Regions from separate parts of the Mus musculus genome. Here region 1 is linked to region 2. Evidence: chromatin loops called from intact Hi-C (ENCODE). Cell type or tissue: left cerebral cortex. All regions are shown on one strand. Each heading gives the region's core, and the rest is flanking DNA. Links, peaks and the distances in the headings are about the cores only.

What was found. A loop is a pair of places that touch in the nucleus more often than their neighbours do. Peaks named below come from ENCODE experiments on the same cell type or tissue, not always from the same donor. Only the 100,000 strongest peaks of a DNase experiment are listed, where the experiment ranks them.
Region 1: it touches region 2 in a loop (11-fold over the local background); 2 of 42 quality-filtered maps call a loop at or near these places.

What each region holds. Positions count from the first base shown.
Region 1 is chr4:138,578,273-138,585,623 of GRCm38, reverse strand. It overlaps Vwa5b1 (von Willebrand factor A domain containing 5B1), which reads left to right. Exons shown (of 22, transcript NM_029401.1): 15 at 3,844-4,045; 16 at 4,399-4,719; 17 at 6,859-6,996. Among named protein-coding and RNA genes, the nearest start is that of Vwa5b1, 42 kb to the left of the region's middle. In left cerebral cortex, for the core only: no CTCF peak of the experiment used is centred there; DNase peaks (open chromatin) are centred at 3,470, 4,703, 5,603, 6,360 and 2 more places; H3K27ac peaks cover 3,551 bases.
Region 2 is chr4:138,720,127-138,727,477 of GRCm38, reverse strand. It overlaps Ubxn10 (UBX domain protein 10), which reads left to right and starts at 2,213. Exons shown (of 2, transcript NM_178671.5): 1 at 2,213-2,297; 2 at 6,100-7,351. The coding sequence starts at 6,115. The coding sequence ends at 6,948. It overlaps Pla2g2c (phospholipase A2, group IIC), which reads right to left and starts at 2,153. Exons shown (of 6, transcript NM_008868.3): 1 at 1,990-2,153; 2 at 1,621-1,747. In left cerebral cortex, for the core only: no CTCF peak of the experiment used is centred there; DNase peaks (open chromatin) are centred at 3,257, 3,608, 3,797, 4,491 and 3 more places; H3K4me3 peaks cover 299 bases; H3K27ac peaks cover 4,744 bases.

The DNA of each region.
Region 1 (7,351 bases), core at 1,450-6,449, 140 kb after region 2:
GGGACCCCTGGTGTACTTAAGACATGTTAGTCTTGGCATCAAGTCTACTCTTCCTCATTTCAGAACCTCTCTAAACCTCAACTGCCTCATCTACAAAATGAGGAGAATTGTATGTAGATGGGTGAGCCACCATCCACCAGCAGATATGGAGTGGGAGCTGACTTCAGGTGGGAGGAGGCAACCATGGGTGTGGGATGCAGTCCCGGCCCAATGTCTGGCTGTAGCAAAGGCTCCTCAATGGCAGCTGAGCCCGCTGAGTGCCACAGGCAGGCTAGCTGCTTTTCTTTCAAACTCCCTCCTTAGCTCTTCCTCCTCTCCTGCCCCCATCAGTTCTCTCTCTCTCTCTCTCTCTCTCTCTCTCTCTCTCTCTCTCTCTCTCTCTCCCTCCCTCTCTCTCTCTCTCTCTCTCTGTGTGTGTGTGTGTGTGTGTAGATTCCCCAGAGAATGGTTGGGTGAAAGGCTAGTGTGCAGGAGCCTCTGTTGCCATGGAAACTGTAGCAGAGTCCATTTCTCTCTGACCCTGTGTGGGTGATGGTGATGTCAGTAGAGAATATCTCAGTCTCTTGTGGGTGGAAGGGTCAGGGAGTTGTAGCTGGGCACCTGCCCCCTCAAAGGCACCTTTAAAAGTGGCCAGTCTCCCTTCTTCCATGCCCTGCATCCTTGGCCTAGAGACAGGAAGATACTATCCCTTTTATGAAGAGGCATACCCCCAATACATACTAATACATACTTAATAGCATAAAAAGGCCCCCAAGGTTTACTGATATCCCCAAATTTCATTCCACCTGGTAAGCGGTTACGTCATTCCCTACCAGGACGTGTGTGCGGTCTAAGAAACAGGAAATTCATTTTAGCTTAATGGTCCATCACAAAAGTAATACATACTTGGCATTTGGAATTAAATCCTTCAAACAGTTCAGTTGGGTATAAAGTACAAATGAAGTCTCCCTCCGCTACCCCAACGCCCACCTAATTCTGAGGACGTCTTTCTAGAAATACCATGCGCATGCACGTATACACAGAACACTTGCATATGTTAATAGTTGCTTATGCAAATTATCCTCCAGCATATCATCTTAACGTTATTTTTTAAATACATTTTTATCTCGTTTGTTTCCTCTGTGTATATGACTGGGTGAGCAAGTAGGCGTGCATGCCGAGGTTCAAGGACAATCCCTGGGAGTCAGTTCTCTCTTTCCATCATGTGGGTCCAAGGAACCAAACTCACGATGTCAGGGTTGGCGCCAAGCCCCTTTACTAACTGGGACACCTCACTGGCCCTCTTAATGCCTTTTGAATTCAATTTTATATACAGTGAAATCACAGTCTGTTCCTGATGAACAGTTGTCTGTGGCTGACATTGAGATCTGTCATAAGTTTAAGGTGATTTTTTTCCTCAGGTATCTTCCCACAGAGGTATGAGGAGATCCTTCTTTTCGGGGCTGTGTAATACTCCGTTACATGGATATACCGCAACCTCTTCACTCTCTCCTACTGATGGAGATGTAGGTTCCAAATCTTTTATTTAACATCAGGCTCTCTCTGTGCACCCCTGGCTGGCCTGGAACTTGATGCATAGACCAAACTGGCTTAGCAACTCAGATCTGCTTCCCTTGATCCTAAGTGCCGGGACTAAAGGCATGTGCCACGTCACCCCACTGTTTCCAGATTTCTACTCTGATTATCCATATCGTGACAAATACGCACAGCTTGCATGTGTTACTTTGTAACAGATACAACACAGACCCTGTAACCCTGTGGTTCCCCCAGGGTTAAATTTGTAAGAGTAAGATCATTATCTCAGTTCATGGACTTCAATCTGTGGGACACAGCCCACTGCCCCAGTCTGTGCCGACATAAGAGACCTGAACACACTGAGCATCGTCACACATTTAGATATTTACCTGTCTCTAATAAGGAAAAAAAATGTGACTTGTCTTAACTACCATGGCTCTGAACATTTCCACTTGGCTAACTGATGTGTTCAATAAAAACTGCTTGTGGATGAAGGCCCCCACTATTCTAATTTTGTCTTTTCTCTCCAATTACATGCGAGAGAGTTCTTTTTCCTTTTCTTTTCAAGGCCAGAAGAAGAACAATTGTTTATTGAGTACACCTGGAGAGTGCTAGTGAGCTGGGCAGTAGCTAGGGTACCACCTGCAGCTTAGGGCAGTGAGTCACATAAGACGGGGGGATGAGATGTCTTTCTGTGCTCAGAAGAAATATCCCCTGTGTGTAGCTCTGGGGATGTAGTTTGTGTCATGAGGAGGAAGGCAGTCTGGGTAGGCAGGTAAACGATGCTAGACCTTTGTGTGAGTCAGCATGGTAGTACCACCCAGTCTTGTGGCTTCTGCCACGCAAATCAGGGCAGTCATGGTCTGTTACCCAGCCCTGGGCTGCAGTTGTGTGGCATTTAAGGAGCCTGGCCTGGTGCTCCATCACAATCCCTGAATCACACAATGTGGAAGAACTCCTTCCGTGTGAGTCCTCTGTGCACTGCATTGCCCACAAACACACATGGTACAAAAAAAAGAAAGAAAAACATCTAAACAAGCATGTGTTTTTGCAGAAATCAGTGGTTGAGTGGGACTCAGAGGATCCTGAATTCCAAGAGCATTTTCTTTAAAAAAAAAAAAAAAAAAAAAAAAAAAAAGAACTCCATCATACATGTTGCAAGGATATTTCCCATCTACCCCTTGGCTTTCGGATGTTTGTTTATAACAAGCCCAAGAACAGATAGATGAAATTATCAAAACAGACTGTAAAGTCCACAAACAAAGCCAAACACACATGCTAGCTCTGTAAGGATCTTGTATCGAACCGATAAGCTACAGGGAGCCCCGCTGCATTCCATAAACAGCACTGAGGTCTGTGGCATTTGGGAAATCAAAGTTAAAGCTGGTTCCTATCTCCTCACAGGAAAATAGATTGCATATGAATCAAAGCCTTAAAACACACAAACAAAAATAACAAAACTTCTAGAAGATTTTCTTGGGGGTGGGAAAGACCTTTTAAGCACACCATATGGGGAGACATAAGGGGAAGGGCTGGTAATTTTAACTGCACACAAAAAAGGGTTTAAGCTTTCTGCCAGAAAAGAAAGTAGGTCTGGAATTATCCAAGGTACATGGCTCTCTGTGCCTTGCAGTTGACCCGTGGCCTGGAATTTTTCTGGTTTCTGTTTCTCAAGGGTGGTGGGGACTAAGTCAAGGGTCCCTGGGTCCCTGAGAGGCCTGACCTGGAAAGTGCTGTGAAGGAGAGAGAGAGAGAGAGAGAGAGAGAGACAGACAGACAGACAGACAGACAGACAGACAGAGACAGACAGAGAGACAGAGACAAACAGAGACAGAGACAGACAGAGAGACAGAGGGAGACAGAGACAGAGAGACACAGAGAGAGAGACAAAGAGAGAGGCGAGAGAGAGAGAGAGAGAGAGAGAGAGAGAGAGAGAGAGAGAGAGAGGAGGGAGCTGTGGGGGGTGGAGCAGAAGGAGGTTCTTGCCATCATGAGCTTCACCTCCCCTTGTTTCCCCCTCCTCCTTCTTCCATCCTCCTAATTCTCTTCTTCTTCCCTCCTTCTCTTTTTCCTCCTCCCTCCTCCCTTCCCCTCCTCTTCTCCTCCCTCCCTCCTCTCCTCTTCCCTTCCTCTTCATTCCCATCCTACTTATCCCCTCCCCCATTCTCCCTTCTTCCTCTTCATCCCATCCTCATCCCCCTTTCCCTTCCTTGCCATCCTCCCCCTCCTCCTCCTCCTCTTCCTCCTCTTTCTACCCCTCATTCGTCCCTCCTCCTCTTACATTCTCCCTCCTCCCTCCCTTCCCCTGCCCTTTGCTTTCCTCCATAGACCCTACTTAACGAAGGCCATAACCTGAGCCAGGGCCCCAAACTTCATGGCCCAGGAGCCCGCAGGCCTTCCCTACTGCCTCAAGGCTGCCAGCTCATGCGCTTCTTTGACCAGAAGCCCCAGGCCTGGGGCCCTGTGAGAGAGCTGGATTGTGGTGCCAGCCGGACGTCTGCCCCTAACAGCCAAAGCTCTGAAGATCTGGGTAAGTGACCAAGGCCCACGATCCAAGGGGACAGGAAGGCTGTGGCCCAATTTCAGATGACAGAGACAGAGTACCAGTGCCTGTCTCTGTGTCTTTGTGAAACTCTTGCTCTGAGAACCTTCCTGTGCCCACCCCATCTGTTCATCCCCTCAGGGACAGGCTTCCAGAAAGGTGGATTTGTCCCTCTCTGGGACAAGCCCAAGCCACCTGTGCGTTAGCGCATTAGGAAGGATCGGTCTTTAAAGCTGGATGGCCTTTGTGTTTTCTAGAAATGACTGCCCCCAGGGGAGGGATGACATTCTCTGCAAATGGCTGCCTGTTTGGGCTCAGGTTCAGCCCTCTTGTTCTTCCAGCCATAGAGCCAGCCCATTGTCCTTCAACCTTTGAACGGGAGACATCCTTAGACTTGGAGCCCATGGCTGAGTCCGAGGAGCAAGCCAATCCCTGCAGGACTGCCACTCCAAGCCCTGTGGTGGGCAAGGCTTTGGTCAAAGGCCTGTGCGCCAACCAACGCATGCAGTGGGAAGTGAGCTTCGAGCTGGAGCCTCCAGCCCTGAAGAGGGGGGACACACAGAACGCTGACATGTGGAGTGAGACTTTCCACCACCTGGCGGCCCGCGCCATCATCCGAGAATTCGAGCATCTGGCAGAGCGCGAGGACGAGATCGAGCTGGGTGAGCCACCAGGATCAGGGTGGCAGGATTCCCTTTGGCAGCACGGTGCCCTTCTCACTGACCAAGGCCAACCCATTCCAAAGCCCCGCCCACACCCTAAGACCCACCCTCCAGAGACCTAGTGCCACATCTACTGCCCAAGATCCCTTCCCTAATTTTCAGACTCTCACCCACACCCAAAGCCCTCAAAGTCCTTGCTCTGTCTCAGTAACCTAAGGTTAGCCCTAGGTTAGCCTCGCCAACTAGCTCCACACTATGCACAGCTCGCCTCCTTACCACACCTCTGCTGAAGTCAAGTCTCTGTACCACTAGCTGTTTCCTGAGCCTACATTCCACTGTGTCTCACCCCATATTAAATGGAGCTTGGGCCTGAATCCTCAACTTGAGGTGCCCTCCCTTCCTCGGCCCTGGATTTGTCCATCTCTCCCACTCTTCAGATGACCCATCCTCCTCTCTTCCTACCTCCTCCTCTCCTACCACACTTGCCCACCCCCATGCTCCCTCATACCCAGCATTTCTCTGGGTGACTCATATCTGGTTCTGGAGGGTCAACAATGATAGGAGATCCTCTGAGGTTGAACCTTCCCAGAGGGCCCCTAGACCTAGCCTAGATCCTGCCCATTCTCATCAGCCCCAATGACTCCCCCACAGTCAGCGGGGGGCCAGGCTAGGTGTTTGGCCCCACAGACGCCTCCGGAGGGTTGGTTAGCATAGAATAAAGTGAGCACATCCTTTCCCGGGGCACCTGACACTGGCTAAGAGAGGCCAGCATTAATCAAACAATTACACAGCTAATTAAATAAGTCCTGTTCAGAAACGCTTGAATTCCAAGCCCTGTATAGCAGGGATGGGTCGTGAGCTAATTTAGTTCAGGAACTGGGGCAGCCTTTCCCAGAACGTGACTAGTGAAATCTCAATAGGACACACTTGGAGAACAGAGATAAGTGGCAATAAGTACGGGATTCCTTTGTTCTAAGTTTATGCTTAATTTGCATACTATGTGGTTCATATTTTATTTGTACTTGGGGGGTAACGCATGATCTTCTTTTCTTCCATGAATACTCCTCCCCCTTTTATTGCCCTGATTCCCTGAACAGCCCTCAGAAGGCAGCAAGCCATCAAGAGGGCTCACTGTTTGGTAGAAAGGGCGTGAACTTACAGGTCAGGTCATCCTGAGCCCTAATCTCAGGTTCTGACTAACTTGCTGTGTGACCAAGCATTGAGTCCTTCTCTCTAATGTTCAATCTGAAAGGGAGGAAGGAGAGAGAGAGAGAGAGAGAGAGAGAGAGAGAGAGAGAGAGAGAGAGAGAGGAGAGAGAGAGAGACTGTCTGACTGTGTGTCTGTGTGTGTATGTCTCTGTGTGTGTCTGTGTGCATACATTGTGTGTGTGTGTTTTGGGTGGGTTGTGCCAGTTGTGGAGGTGGGGGTAGATAGGTGTACAGAGAAGCCGGAGGAAGATTCAGGGTGTGTCCCTCTCATTCTCTAACTTGCTCCCTTGGGAGAAGAGTCTCTCACGGAGCCTGAAGCCTGGGGCTTTTTGGCGAGGCTGGCTGGCCGGCAAGCACCCTGGGTCCTCCTGTCTCTCAGCTCCCTGCATCTCCAGCCCTGGATTCCAGGTGGCCACAGCCATGCTCAGCTCCTTCTCTGCTGGGGACACAACTCAGCGCTTTCTTAGCAAGTGCTCTTGCCCACGAAGCCATCTCCCAGATCACGGCTTTCCAATCTTCTCAGCCATGTGGAAGGTCCCATGAGTCAGGGAACCCATGAAGCCCTGTCACAAGGTTCCCGCCAGTCACCTGCAAGATTCAAATACACAGTATAGACAACATAGGACGCCGTTTAAATAAACATGCTATTTAAAGGAATTAGCTATCTTTTACTCTAAGATAATGACTTAAGTTTTTATGTTAACACACCCTTTATCTTGTGAAATGGTGTTTTTTGTTTTGGTGGTGGTGATGGTGGTGTTTTGTTTTGTTTTTTTGTCTTTAATTAGCCCATTGGCAGGCCACCAATTTCAAGACCTACTTGACCCCAAAGATGGACTGCTAATCCAGCTCTCCTTTCAGCTTCCAGGGTCTCCACGCCAAGCAAGACTTTCTGATCCCAGACCGTGACCCTTGCTCTTCCTCCCACAGGGTCCAATCGCCGATACCAGGTGAACGCCGTGCACACCAGCAAGGCCTGCAGCGTGATCAGCAAATACACGGCCTTTGTGCCTGTGGACATAAACAAGAGGCAGTACCTGCCCACGGTCGTCAAGTACCCCAACTCTGGTAAGGCGCATGCGTGAGTGTAGGGAGAGGCACACTCCAGCCCGCGGGCTTGGGGAGGAGCTGAGATACAGGAAAGAGCAGGCTCCCAACGGGCGGGCGGCTCAGCCACAGAGGAAGAGGGGAGCAAGATGCCTTCAGTGTATTTTGTTCTCCCCCGGAGAGACGATAAACGATCCAGTTCTTTGTAAAGAGCCCCAAAATGTCTAGAATGATGCAACCTAAGACAGATGCGTCAGAGTGACAGTCACCCAGGAGGAGAGCTTGTACCTCCCTGCTGTGCCCATCCTGACTTCTCTTGGATGGGTTGTCTACAAGGAGGGGAATCATGTGACACGTGCAGTTACCTCAGCTGGAA
Region 2 (7,351 bases), core at 1,499-6,498:
GTGTTGCTGAACATGAAATGGACCATGGGCGGAAGCAGCATTTCGAGATGCTCCAGCGAGGGCACGCACACCACTCTCGCACACCCGTTGGGGAACAAGGGATTGAAACAGACTCGCTTCTCACAGGACTGCGTAATTCTTAGGTGATGTTAAAATAGCTGATGCAGGATCTACTTTAATCTTTTCCGAGTGGGCGCTGAAGGGCTGGAGACTTCTGACAGATTCATTAACAAGATGTAAGTCAGCAACTCTTACGACGCAAAGCAACCAGCTTCTGAAGGTGCCAGCTGTACCTTCCTGGGGCCACAGATGCCTCTGGGATATCTGAAGACAGAACTCCCAGAAAGGAGGCCAGCCTAGTGCAGGCTCCGCTCCACGGCCAGGTGCTCTCCCGGGGTCAGCAGCTTCCTCTCTGAGATGGGCTAACAGCCCATCACTGAAATGAACTCCTCCATGCCAGCTCTCAAGGAAAGTGCCAGTGGCACCAAGCACAGCATACATGATCGCATCCAACAGGCTCTCCTTCCCTTGGCTCAAACTTTACTGAAAACGGTATTCTTTACAATTCTATCCATGAGCAATGTGTCTTTCCAACCCAACTGTGGATGTGCTGACAAGGCCTTAGAACTCTGCTCATATCAAAATCCTATCCCTGCATGAAGCAGGTAACAAAGATGTGGCCATGAAGTTAGGTAGTGAATCTGTGGTTCTTAACTGTCTATTAGTTAACTTCTACTAGTTCAATCACTAAATTACTCTAAGGGTCTGTCTAGAGCAGAGTCCAACGGGACTCCTTTTAAAGCAGTTTTTTTTTTCTTGTTTGTTTGTTTTGTTTTGTTTTTGAGACAGGGTCTCCCTATGTAGTCATGACTGTTCTTGAACTTGCTCTGTAGACCAGGCTGGCCTTGAACTCAGAGATCCGCCTACCTCTTCCTCCTGAGTGTCGGGATTAAAGGAATGCGCTGTCACTTCTCAGCTTTAAAGTCATCTTAATGCCAGCTTGGAAGGAAGAGTTGATTAGATTGGAACAAAGACAGGGAGGAATTGGGCAAGTGAAGGGACAGGCTAAACTAGGGAAGAGTCTTCATTTAAGTCAAGGTTTCAACAGAAGCAAGGATATTGGGCCTAGGGAGGGGGAGAGTGTGTGTGTATGTGTGTGTGTGTGTGTATGTGTGTGTGTGCGCGCGCGCGTGTGTGTGCGTGTGTGCGTGTGTGTGGCTGTGGTTGGGAAGCACCTCAGAGACAGCTAACAGGGATGGGATCAGATGACCATTCTAACAGACCAGAGGCAAGAGAGCAATCGTGCAAAGGCTGGGAGCCCTCTGGTCTGACAGCAGACAACTAAGAAGGTTCACATTCAATGGTTTCTATTTTCCTTTGCAGAGGGCAGGAGACTGTCATCCCACAGGGAGGGAGGAAGGAAGACGGCATGTGGGAGGTTTTTAGAGGACAGATAGGATTTGAAATAGCTATTGGAGAGGGCAGGAAACAGAAGGCTGGCCAGGGAGGGCAGAGGGTCTCATGTGTGTGACATGTCATGGCTCGGTGTGGGTTGGACAGATTCCAGCTAAGGCATCCATCACACTGATGGGATGACAGTAGGGCCAGGAGGACTCTTACCAACAGAATGGCTGAGGTAGTGGACCATAGCTTCTGAGAAAGCAGTCAGGCTGCCGGCCTCCAAAACTCAAAGCTGTTGGGAAACGCGGTGAAGTGGCTGGAGTTGCTGACTGTATATAGTTAGACCCTTAAGGAGGAAATAGGAGATACAGGTGGTGATCACAAGACTGGTGGCCTGGGGGTGGGAACCCCCATGACAACATACCCTAAAAAAATCACCACCCAGATTCTAAGGGTCTCGTTTTAAAACAGTTGCACAACCCTGTTTAAAACAAGGACACTGGCAAAGTCAGGCCAAGGATTGACAGGGATTTGTTCCTGGTCCCTACCCCCGACTCCAGGGCAGGGCTCCCTCTCCCCTGAACGCACATTCCCCAGGAGACACAAGAGTCAGGCCAGGTCAGGAAGAAGAGTTCCAATGGCAGGGGTCCAGGCCCAGGGCCCTGTGGCCTCCATGGGGCAGGGCCACACCAAGGTCCTGAGCCTGGAATCCGTGAACCACCTCTGCCCCTCCGCCCTCCGTGCCCTAGTCCAATTCAGCTTGCGGTCCAGGTCAGGCAGGTTCCGGTCCCACCGGAAGCACGTGGCCCCCACCCCTTGGCGGTTGCCAGGGAGACAGGGCTGTTTACCAGCTGGTCGCAGCCAGGCACCGGAGGCGGATGGAGCTGAGCTGCGAGGTGAGAGGCCCGCTGTGGGTCCCCAGAAACTGAGAGGCAGGCATTTGAGTGGCCCTCCCCAGGGACAGAGCCAACCTGGCTGGAGCCTGAGTCTGCAGCAGCTAAGGGAATCTCCTGGGAGGGGCGTCTACAAGCCAGTCCCTGGACCCAGATCCAAAGAGAGAGAAGGGAGTCGGGGTCATGTGCAGAGGCAGGAGCTGCAGGGAGCCTCCCACAGCTCCAAGTGCCCTTTACCCAGGTCTGCATTCACGTTCCAGACCTTTCTGCCATTCCCGGAACACTCCTCTTCCTTCTGCACTTGAAGCTTTGCTTCCAGACCTGCCAGACCACGGAAATAATAGAGGCCTCTCCCCAACCCCCTCGCCCGCCCTTCTATCCTGGAATCAACCCCGGTTCTCTCTCTTCACTCACTTGGTGGCTTGTGGTTTCCCACATTGTAATCTCTGGTTTGGGGTAGCATAGCGAGTGGTTTCGATCCTCTCTCTCTCCCTCTCTCCCCCTCCATCCCCCGGGGTTGGTTCCTTTACAGAGTTTAATTTTGTAAGCCAGGCTGGGGACTATGGGGTGGCGGCAGTGGGTGGTAGTAACTGATAAACAATTTTAAAAGACCAATGCACGTGTACATGTCCCGGTATATGCCAGCAGATGGTTCGTAGGAGGGTGTATTTTGCTGCTTGCGCTGTAGGTTTAGATTTGGGCTGTGAAGTACCATGGTCTGACCCTATGGTGGCTTGTGGGCACCATTGGAAAACCACGGGAATCTTGATTTCATTTGTATCCAATGTCCCTTCCTTCCTGTTCGTGTGGTGATAATCCTAAGGAATGGGCACCTGCCCTTCTGGAGGGCAACATCTTGAAAATAGTGGCCCGTGTTTTGTTTCCTGCTTCCTAGCAGGCGTCTGCCTCCTAGCTATTGTGTTTAAGTAAACAGGCTACTTGTCTCTTCTGCTGGCAGCGTGATGGATGCCTACGCCTAGACGTTGTCAAATCACTTTGTAGTTGAGTGTCTGCCAGGCCCTAGAGGTGATGAAATAAATGAGCCATGCAGGGATTGTGCTGTCGCAGGAGCCTAGACAGAGGGCAAAGGTAGAGTTTGGGACCCAGGGTGTGTGTGTGTGTATCTCTGAAGGCGCCATGGCTGCCGTTCTCCAAACACCTGTTTCCTGTAGCATCCTGCCCTCCTTCTGGGTGGGGGTGGGAGCTGGTGTTCCCTCTGTGTAACAGATGGTCTCTGTGCTGGGTAGGAGGCGGTGGGTTATAAAAGCAGGTTGGGTGTAACGGCTTTACCTGAAGGAGGTGTTAGTCTCGAAATAGCCTTGAGTGGGCTTATGAGAATTAGTCATAATTGAGGTTTTTCTCTTGAGATAGCTTGCAAGTCATGTTATCTTATGACCAGGGTGTCTTGAATATGACACCCCCTGAACACGGCTAATTATACAGAGTACCAAAAGGTATAGCAACGACACGCACACACTCAAGTTTGACTGTTAAAAATAACCCCGCAGAGTGCCTGGGAGAACGCATGACTTTTCTCATCGAAGTTGTTAGGGAGAGGTTTCTAAGTTACCAAACTTCCTGACAGCCAAACCTTCCCCAGGCATGTGTGGGTGTTGGAAGCCAAGCCTGTGATAATTCTGTGGAAGCTGTGGCAAATTAATAGCCATTCCCAAGTGAGAAGGATGGAAGCTCAGCTAGAGGCTTATCCTCGCCTCAGCTGGACAGCTATGGCTTTCTCCTGCCACTCCGAACGAGAAACTCATAGGGAAAAAAAACTTTATGGTTGATCAGAAAATAAATGAGCAAGGGAAGGGGCAGGCATTTCTGGCGTCAAAACTTTTCGCTCAGGAAGAAGTTTCTGAACTACCTGCCTCCAGATTGGGCATGGAGAACAGAGGGGGAGAATGGAGGAAGGTTTGGCTGTGTAGAGCAGGGATAGCCACAGAGCCTTTTCACCCGTTAACCGGGTGTGTGTGTGGGGTGTGTGTGTGGGAGAGAGGGGGGGGAAGGGTGAGAGGGAGGGAAGGAGGGAGGGAGGGAGGGAGGTGACGGCTCAGTGGGGATAGCATTTGCCCAAGGTCCAGAATTTGGATTCCCACAATCCATGAAAGTGCTGGGTGAGTGTGCCAGCTCACCTATAACTCCAGCCCCAGAAGGCAGAGACAGGATCCCCAGTCTAGCAAGACTAGCCATATGGATGAGCTCTGGGTTTGATTGAGAGGTCCTGCCTCAGTGAATAAGGCATAAGAGCCATGGAGGCTGATTTCTACTCACATCAAACCTTGGCCTCTATCTGTGCATGTGTACCTGCCTACACATGTACCCCCAAACATGCAAAACACACAGACACACAGGACACATGGATAAAGAGGATTAAAACGTGAAAACGGAAGGGAACCTGGTCAGAGATTTTGAACAGCAGGCTCCCCTGGATTCGTAGAAATAGTATGTTTTGGTTCCCTGTGGCCTGGTTCCTGGTGGTCTAGTACAGGAGAGAACACACAGAGCATCTGGGGGCAGGGGTCACACCTAAGCCCACGAACCTGGACTAGTGCTCCTGAGGGCTGCTTGATGGAGGAGCTTGGGGGAAGTCAACTCTTAGGTGAGTGACAGTGCGTAGGTGGAAGGGACGGATCAACCCAAGAAATGTTTTGTTGTCTTGAGGCAACTGCATGGGAGGGGGCGGGGACGGGGGAGCTCTGAAGTCAGCCTCCTGACCGTTCTGTGCAGTGGACAGGGCACATTTGGGGGCTGCCATCTCCCAGCTGTTTAACACTAAGTAGGAGAAGGAAGAGCCACAACTAGCGCCTTAGGGAAATGTTCTAAAGCAGGTGTCTATGGACAGTACAGACAGAAAAGTCAAAATAGATGCTCTCTAGGTCTTCCTGAGGAGGCTTGCTGTGACCAGACTGGGGAGCCTTGTTCCATGTGACCTGTGTGTAAGGGCAAAGTGTAGGCAGCCCATGGCAGGAGGGCTGGGTGGGAATCCCAGAGGGTGGTGTGTCTATAGTGAGTGATGTCACTGCAGACAGACTGTGTCCCTTGTCTGGAGAAGTGACCTGCTATTGAGTAGAGCTGAGCCTGGTTGCCCTGCAGAGAGTCTTAGCAGGGTTGCCTTCCCCTCTCTAAGCAAATACAGTCTGCCTCTGACATTCTTCATCTGCATCTGAGGTCTGTGTTGAGCCACTCCCTTAGGGAGCTTCCAGCCCAGGGAGCCAGAAAGGACTCTGGAGCCGGGCACATTTTGCCTGATGTAGGACTTCCCCGGTGGGGCCCTTCTGTCCCCTGGACGCTTTTCTGGGTTGGGCCCAATCAGATGTTACCAGAGCACAGTGCACTCTCTTGAGTGTGTGACCATACTGGTTATGTCCCAGTGCAGTAGTCAGAACAAACAAAAGCATCCATGGATGCCTGACCGTGACTCCAGCTTGTCACATACTCCAGCTTGTCACATGGCTCGTTCCCCCTCCGACTGGCCTTTCTGCGTGTAGGCCCTTCTCCATGACAGCGAGAATTGGCTTTTCTTTTCTTCATAGTACTTACCATTCCTTGAAAACATCTGCAGACCCGTGGCTTTCACTCCCCTTAAGGATTTAAGTTCCAAGGACTTTGGATCACTGATGTGTGTCCCAAGAGCTTATCATGGATGAGCCACGGTTGCTCCCCCATGTCAGAAAACTAGAGGTAGGTCCCACACTGTGGTCCATGGGTGCTCACTCTTCCAGTGAGCACATGGCAGAAGAGGGAGCCCCAGTGCCTCGGGAAGCTCAACCCATGCCTTCTCTGTTTCTGCCTGCCTCCTTAGGGGTCCTGAGAAGCAATGGCCATAGAAGCCCCTGTGAACTTTGCACCACCTGAACGCAGCACTGTGGTCAGCACCGCAGGCGACAGCTCCACCTGGCAGCCCAGCTCACTCAGGATGCACGTTATCAGGCCCAAGTCTGCCAAGGGCCGGAAGCGGCCGAATTTGCACAGACCACAAGGCATGGGGGACGGCTCCCCCAGTGCACTATCCTCTTCACCTCCACCACGGTCCTCCGGGTCTCCCAGCAACCAGAAACCAGGAGTCTGTGCAACGGTCTCAACATCTCAGGGAGCTCCTGACGAGATGCCGGAGTTGCTGCTGCAGCAGGCACCGACACGGACCGCCTCATCTCTCAACAGGTACCCGGTCCTCCCATCCATCAACAGGAGGAGCTTAGAGGTGGGAGCCGTGGACACTGTGGCCAGCAAGACCAGTTCCCTGCAGCTGAGCAGCGTCCAGGCCCTTTACCAAGAGGATTCAAGCCAGGAAGACTCCAGAACGCAGGTCTGTGCCTTAGAGAAGAAGTTCATCATCCGAACCAAAAGACAGAGCTCCTCCAGGGCCTCCAACATCGAGGAGCCGTCGGACGAAGAGCCAAGGCTGCTGCTGGCTGTCCGGTCACCCTCAGGCCAAAGGTTCGTGCGCTATTTCAGGCCCAGTGACGACCTCCAGACCGTCCTCGAGGTGGCCGAGCAGAAAAACAAAGCCACCTACCAACACTGCAGCATTGAGACGATGGAAGTGCCCAGGAGACGGTTCTCCGACCTCACCAAGTCCCTCCAGGAATGCGGCATCCTTCATAAATCCGTGTTGGGCATCTCGCAGGAGGAGGGGGAGGCGTGGCCCTGAGCCCTCCGCACCAGGCCGAGGGGCCCCAGGTCTTTGAGCAAAGAGAACGAACGTTGGGCAACCTGAAGCCTCCAACGCAACCTTGGTTTCAGGTGCCACGAGAGCCCAGGTCAGCCAAGACCCCTAGGGCCTTGTTCGTATAGCAAGTCTGTGGCGGTGGGGATGAATCCACACACAGGAAGAGACCTCTCTAGAAAACTACGTTGTAGCCCCACATTCTCTCCGGCAGCCATGAGGAAGTTCTACATCCATCCCTAGACTGTGGCTGCGGCCAGGATAATCTACTTTCCACTGCTGGCTCCTTCCAGAATCTTCTGTCAGTGCAGTGAACTCTGGGTCTCTCAAAGCCAATACTTGGCCTTTCTATACTTGACACCAGGTTAAACTCTTCCCAGAGAGGATT